Linked DNA regions of Homo sapiens: region 2 is linked to region 1. A link is a contact called in ENCODE Hi-C or POLR2A ChIA-PET data. All regions are on one chromosome and are shown on one strand. Each heading gives the region's core, a stretch centred on a gene start or an enhancer-like site at or near the end of the contact. The rest is flanking DNA. Distances are from core to core; before and after follow the strand shown.

Region 1 (3,278 bases), core at 207-2,706:
TGTCTTGGAGTGTGAAAGCAGAGATTCTTTCAGGTTTCCTGGCACGAGGGGGTTGTTGTGGGAGGTTCTCTCTTCACCCTTAGTGAAAGTGCTTTGGAAACCTGAGCCAGAAGCAATGGCAGAGGAAGTTCCTGGTGTGAGGAGCTTGGATGCTGGCTGCCTTTCCCCCATTTAGCTCTCTTGGGGCCCTTGGGGAGAGTTGTGCTGTGGTTGGGTGAGTGCGTGTTTGGGGATGTGGGTGGGTCTTGCCTGGTCTCTCAAACCCAGATGCTCATTCAGGTGCAAAATTCAGTGTTTGCTCAGCAGTGTACAAGCCTTGTGTTCTGGCATCTTTTTTTTTTTTTTCCTGGTGACATCTGTTGTACAGGGAGTGACTCTCCCTCGGTAAATGGTGTATTGTCAGTTCCTCCACTCCAGCGTACAACCAACAAAACAGGATGGCACTGCTTGGAGAAAGATGGCTGGCTGGAAGCATCACAAAATGGCACTACAGCCTATTGGGGGCGACCCTGGAGTGTCACAGGGGTACCCCAGCAAGGGCAGGAGCTCTCCTGAAGCAGCTTCTTCATGCCTCCTGGCTGCTTTTGTGCCATCATTTTCCAGATTCTTTTCTTAATCATGAATTAGCTGAGTTTTCAAGGTACCAAAAAGCCCAGCTAGGTGAAAGGAAGTAGAGAAAGGGCCTCTGATATGGTGTCCCAATGAGTTTTTTCACTTAAAGGGTCATGTTGAAGTCACCCAGAGAGACAGGCAGGGAACCTCACTTGGGTAAATAAGCAATGGAGTGAAAGATTGAAAAATGTGGTCTGAATTTTTTACTCGCATTGTTTCGGAGCCAGTTCCTATTCTGTCACTTCTCTCTGTGCCCCACCCTACCCTTCTTAATGACTTATTTGTACTGGAAAGCAAACTATTAATCACAAACAGAATAGCTCTGTAACTTCCAAACAAACACAGAATAGTTCTAGGGACTGTGAAAAAGCCAAACCCTTGGCAGAGATTTGGAAATGTGTTTCTTTTATATATATTTTAGAAATGCCACCATTTGTCCTTAGGCACAGAAGGTTCCCTTTAATTAGCGGTGAATTTCCTATTTCCCTTTTCTTCCTGAGGCATCTATAAAGCCCTGGCCTAGTAAAAGGCAGGTACACAGCTCTCAATTGAGCCCTATTGATGTGCTAGTATAGTTTTAATTGTGTTGAGATTTCCTTGCCAAAGTGACACATGCAGAAGCATTTTAAAAACGTATAGGGTTCGTAACTCTTTCGCTGTCTAGAGCTCTTGAATTATGAATGTCTCTTCTGCTGCCTGTTCAGTTCTTCTGAATCTGTAAAATTACTTTAATAACCTGTGTGGGGGTAATGTTAATATGTTTGCTCAGTAGTGTGAATTTATTAGCATTCCTACCCCACTTCAGGGAGCTGGCTTGGCCCTTTTGATACAAGCCCTTGGTTGCAAGAAGAGGCAAATTATGGTGGTGTTTTTTTCCCCCCCTCTCCCTTCCACCATTAGCAATCATTCTGTTGCACAGAGTACGTGATAAATCAACCACAGGAGAGTCAGATTTGCCATAACATGACATTACCTATCAGCTTGTCAGGTCTGAGTTGACTCTCAGCCTTTTGGGCTGTATATTTCTTCAAAGTCTAGTGCCAGTTTCTTAGTCAGCTCTAACTAATTTCAGAGTGGAAGAGAAACTTGACTGGAGTGCTGTTTGGGATCTGCTTTTTAATCCTGGTCTGTTTAATGTTTGCTCCTGACAGTCTAGGCCAGACATCATTTTAATGGTATGTGTGGTGATAAAGCCAATAAACTGTCAAGATGATTGATAATCTAAGCATTATAGCAATATGACTTTCCTGTTCTCCTCTGTGCTTTAGATGATGGTTTCCAAATTGAATTCCTACAGTGTGTGCTGTATGAGTGTGCCTGTCAGAGGCTCCCCTAACAGCGTTTGAAGGAGGTAGCTGTGCTTAATGTAAGATTTTTAGTCCTCAATTACCCACACAAATATATTTGCATATGTGTTGGTACCCTCTAATTTGGGAAACATTAAGAATTTATGACTCTGCCCTTGTAACAGTCCCCCAGCAATTTATGGGCACTGGTGGAACTTTTTATTATGTCTTTATGGTGTTTTTTCACCTGGCGTGCATCTTAGATTCCATGTGGTTGATTCTGTTATCTGTGGTTGAAAGACATTACAGATAACAAAGTGCACTATATTAAAGGCAGGCTTCTGGTTTCCTTTCCTTTTCTCTTTGTTTCTTCTTTTTCTTTTAATTTAGCAGACATTTTTAAGCATCTGGTCCTCATCTCATTAATCAGACTCGACCAGGTGTTTTAGGGTGGTGACAGTGGGAGTGCTTGGCTGCTGTTTGTTGGCCCTCATGGGCCACCGTTGCTGGCTGACATCTCCTACCCCGTTCGTGGTGCAGTGTTGTCTGGGAGCAGAAACCCACGTGGCTAGAGAGGTCGAATGGGCTGTGTATATGTGTATATGTGTGTGTGTGTAACACTCTTAAGCAATTTTACCAGGAGGAAAAAGAAAAAAATAAGCAAATATTAAATTCAAAACTCATATTATGCTCAAAATTTCCTTTTACTTTCTGCTTCCACAGCATGTTTTTGTATGATGTGACATGTGCATATTATTTAGTCTTCTACTTTTAAGATTGTGTCTAGAAAGACTTTAAGACTGTGGCTCTCTGAGAGTTACAGAATACTGATGCCAGAAGGGTGTCTCTGATACCTGTTGACACCATGATTTGCTGTATTTCTTCCAGGCCTTATTTTACAGATGACACTGAGCCCCAGAGAGGTGGGTTGTCTTGATTGGTGGCAGAACCGGGACTAGCATCCATGTTTCTATTTGAGGTCAACTATCCTTTCCACTTCATTATTTCCTTTCTCTTCATTTAATGCTTATTTTTCTTTTGGTCAGGAGACACTGGGAAGTCACTTCAGTTTTCTGGCCTCAGTTTCTCTATCTGCAAAATAAGGGATCTGAATTTGCTCACTTCTCATGTTGAACCACTTCACCTTATCTCCCGGTGTGTGGATGAACTTACAGCCCCAGTCTTGAGGCTCTTACAGCCTGTCTGAGGCAGAGGGCAGACCGCATGTGGGGCTACTGATTGTGTGACTCTGAGGAAGTCATCTGCCCACCCAGTCTATTTTTTCCTCCAAAACAGACAGGGTTGCCCTGAGTTCAAATGGGAGACCAGAAACAAAAATGCCTGGCAGAGTACCTGGCACAGAAGAGGCAATCAATAAAT
Region 2 (3,278 bases), core at 516-3,015, 260 kb after region 1:
GCCTCATAGTAAGCCCTCGATAGATGTTAGTTATTATTATTTTATTGTTAATTATATGTGGTCTCATATATATATGAGACCTCTCATAATGAGATTTATCACAGAAACCTCAAAGTAATCTGTTCACCCACTTTCTACCACACTCTGCCAGTGGGGCACCATTTTATAAACAAGTGTGAATTTGACCACAAGGAAAGGAAGCTTCATTTCTTCCTACCAAGAAAGAAAGGGACTCCCTGGGGGACTTGAGACCTATTTTATTCTAATTGGTCACTGGGTCTGCATACATTATCCCTTTTTTCATGTCTATCTTCAAATTTAGCCAGAATGCTCAGAGAACAGGGTGTCTTGGATAATTTAATTTTGTGACTAACTGATAACTACAAAACACCACTTTCAGTTCAAGTTTTATTTGTGAAAAGTTTTTCTAAAATCCAGTGTCCTTTGTTTCTATAGGAAATATAGTGAATAAGAAAATTTAATCTTTCCTTGACAATGAAAGATTTTGGAGTCATTTCAGAAAATCTGTTCCTGATGGCCAGAAATATAAATGTAGGTAAAGATAGAACTACAGGTATAATAAGCCCAGGACTACCCTGAGAAAGATTTGTAATAATGCCCTTAAAAAAAAACCTAGTCTTTGCAACTTTCCCTTAAAATCAGAGTATGGGTGAGAAGTTATGATTGATGGTTTGGGTTCTTTGGATTTTCATTTTTTAAAGACTAAATTATAGGAATAGCTCTCTCATCACAAGCCTTCAAGGAGTTATACACAGTAGACAAGTCACCTTGAAAAGAATAACGGCTTTATTATCAGAATCAAGGATGATATCGAGCAAAACAGTTTACGAGTTGAGTAAACAAGAGATGCAGTCTAGCTTTGTTCTAGTTTCGAAGTCTTCCTTATTTCTCCCTGCAATGAGTTCTAGCTATTTCAAATCAGGACAATTTTTTTTTTTTTTTTGGCAGGTGTTGGGGAGGTGGGAAGGGGAGAGGTGTTCCTAAACCTGGTTGGGAGGTAGTGTGTTGTATTGGATAGAGCCCTAGAGTTGGGAAACTTGGTTTCCAACCCTGTGTCCACCATGCTTAGCGGAATGACCTTGGATGGGTCAGGGGCTGTCTTTGAACCTCAGCTCTCTCTAGCTGAATGATGCAGGGGTGCAAACTGATGCTTTCCAAGAAGCCTTCTGTTTGAACATTTAGACTAGGAGTTCCATCAAGGTATCAAGCGTGCTGTCTTTCTTTACTCTTCCATCATAATCAGGAGACTTCAGGAACTGCTTGCCAGTGAATCTGGTCGCATGGAGACCCGGCTGAGGGTGGGGCTGGTAGAAAAGCCCAGATTTATTTCATGCTTGCTTTCCCTACCTGTCTTAGCCTCTCCCTTTCTAGCTCTCTCTTTCTCCTTCCTGCCCACTCCTTCCTGCTCCAGGCTTCTCCCCGGCCCATCTAGATTATTGATTGGAAGTCACCAAATAGTTTCTGTAACCATGTCATCAACGGCTGCCAAGACTCTTGTCATTATTTCAGCCACACAGACTAAATGACTAGGGGAAAATGGCATTTTCCAGCTCCGGTGCAAAGCATTCTAAACTGTGGTTGAGCTGGGGTTTTTCATTTAAACTCCGTCTGAAAGTCTTTATGCAAAACAGCCTGTTCCCAGCAAGTGAGTGAGTTCATAGAGCCCCCAGTTTAGATTCTCGTAATTTTCCATATTTCTTTAGCTTGCCCTGGTTACCCTCCTGCCTAGTGCATGGTAGACAGGAAGTACACAAAGGAATTGTGCAAAGTTTGGAAGCAACTGGCAGGTGGGTTTGCATTTTTCCAGGTTAATTCACTTGATGAAAATCTGCTGTGGGTGATGTGTCATATATCAAAGGCAGGGCATCAGTAATCTTTGCTCAAGGGCACGGCTAACAGACAGATAGACGGGAGAATGAGATGGAAAAAAGCAACTCATCCTTTTCTGCTAACACCACGAAGGAGATAAAGGAAGATTTATGAGTCATCTCGGACCACATACCAGCAAGCAGCAAACCGTATTTTTCACATGTTCCCAAAATTGGTGGTGGAAAGCAATCTGGTTGTCATTGTGTCCATCCAGTCTTTTAGGAAACAATGGGATCCTTCAAGGGTCCGGCTGTGGAGTCAGCTCTTTGCCCTCCCTGCAAGAGACACGTGTGTGTGTGTGTGTGTGTGTGTGTGTGTGTGTGTGTGTTCATAGCATCTCTGCCCTCTTCAAGCACATGATCTTTAGTTTAATAATGTGACCTCTGTAAAATAAAGAAAAAAATATATGAGTGGAAACAGACATGACTATTGGGCCCCAGGCACTTAGATGCTGACTTGGTGAATACTTTTTCAGTTGTCACTCATCTACTTAGTTTTACTTTTGTAATAACCAGCTTCATTTATTTCCTGCTTTGGGGTATGAGGAAGAGGAGGACACTCTTTGTTAGGTGTCTTTTTTTTTTTTCTTTTCCTACCTCTGAGATGAGCCAATCCCTGTCAGATACAAACAAAGACTTGCAGCCCAGGTTAATTTGAATGGGCTGTTTTGTGTGGAGTTAACTGAGGACACTAGTTATTGAGAGTGCTCAGGGTTTCTTTATTCAGGCAGCTCAGCAGCTGGCTCTAGAAGTGTTGTGTGGAACAACTGATGGAAGTGTGAAGAGATTTCTTAATATTTCTCTCCCCAGCCTTGAAAAAGGCACCTGGATTGCAGCTGGATCACGTCTGTGTTTGTGACTATTTACTTCACATGGCAATTTAAAAACTATTGTAAATTCCAAAAAATTGGTTTTGAATTTTTTCTAAGGCCTCTGTGGTGTGCTCCATTTTTTTTTTGAGAGGCACACAATTAGCATTCTGTGCAGAAGGGCATGATTGATTCTGCACAGTGGTGGCTATATGAGCAAACCTCATTTAGACAGCTGAGTGAAATATACAGGGCAGAGGAATTTATGGGACCCAGAGAAGCTCACGTGCAGAATGAAAAGGAGCCACCTTCGCCTCTTCCCCCACCCCCGTCCCACTTCCCCACTCTTCACTTGTTCAGGATTTCTCCCTCTCCAGCCGCTGGGGTGCCCACTGTGTGTCATGATGCTGCTGAGCCTGACATCTCCCAGCAGAGAAGATTGAATGCCACTTAATCATGCAGCCCTCCTGTGGGAAGCATGGAGTATGCAATCAGATAGACAGGAGGAGCGCTCAGAATCCGTTATGTGAGGCTGAGATGGTGAGGAGGGCGTGGAGAACAGTGGCTCTAGGTACTACAC

What was found. A loop is a pair of places that touch in the nucleus more often than their neighbours do. ChIA-PET counts read pairs that join two places held with the same protein, here RNA polymerase II (POLR2A). Pooled maps may share reads with other maps.
Region 2: a pooled map shows a loop between it and region 1 (4-fold over the local background). The contact joins two enhancer-like sites. A Hi-C loop is called at or near these places in 2 of 37 single-sample maps with no recorded cell type and 4 of 50 pooled maps. POLR2A ChIA-PET finds 5 or more read pairs at or near these places in 1 of 52 experiments (CD4-positive, alpha-beta memory T cell).

The regions. Positions count from the first base shown.
Region 1 is chr10:75,506,780-75,510,057 of GRCh38, forward strand. All of the region lies in intron 2 of LRMDA (leucine rich melanocyte differentiation associated), which reads left to right. Among named protein-coding and RNA genes, the nearest start is that of MIR606, 44 kb to the right of the region's middle. Within about 2 kb of position 1,457, at least 3 of the 41 ENCODE cell types and tissues checked have a DNase peak (open chromatin) inside an H3K27ac peak, as active enhancers do.
Region 2 is chr10:75,762,751-75,766,028 of GRCh38, forward strand. The region is part of intron 2 of LRMDA (leucine rich melanocyte differentiation associated); the gene reads left to right. Among named protein-coding and RNA genes, the nearest start is that of MIR606, 210 kb to the left of the region's middle. Within about 2 kb of position 1,766, at least 2 of the 41 ENCODE cell types and tissues checked have a DNase peak (open chromatin) inside an H3K27ac peak, as active enhancers do.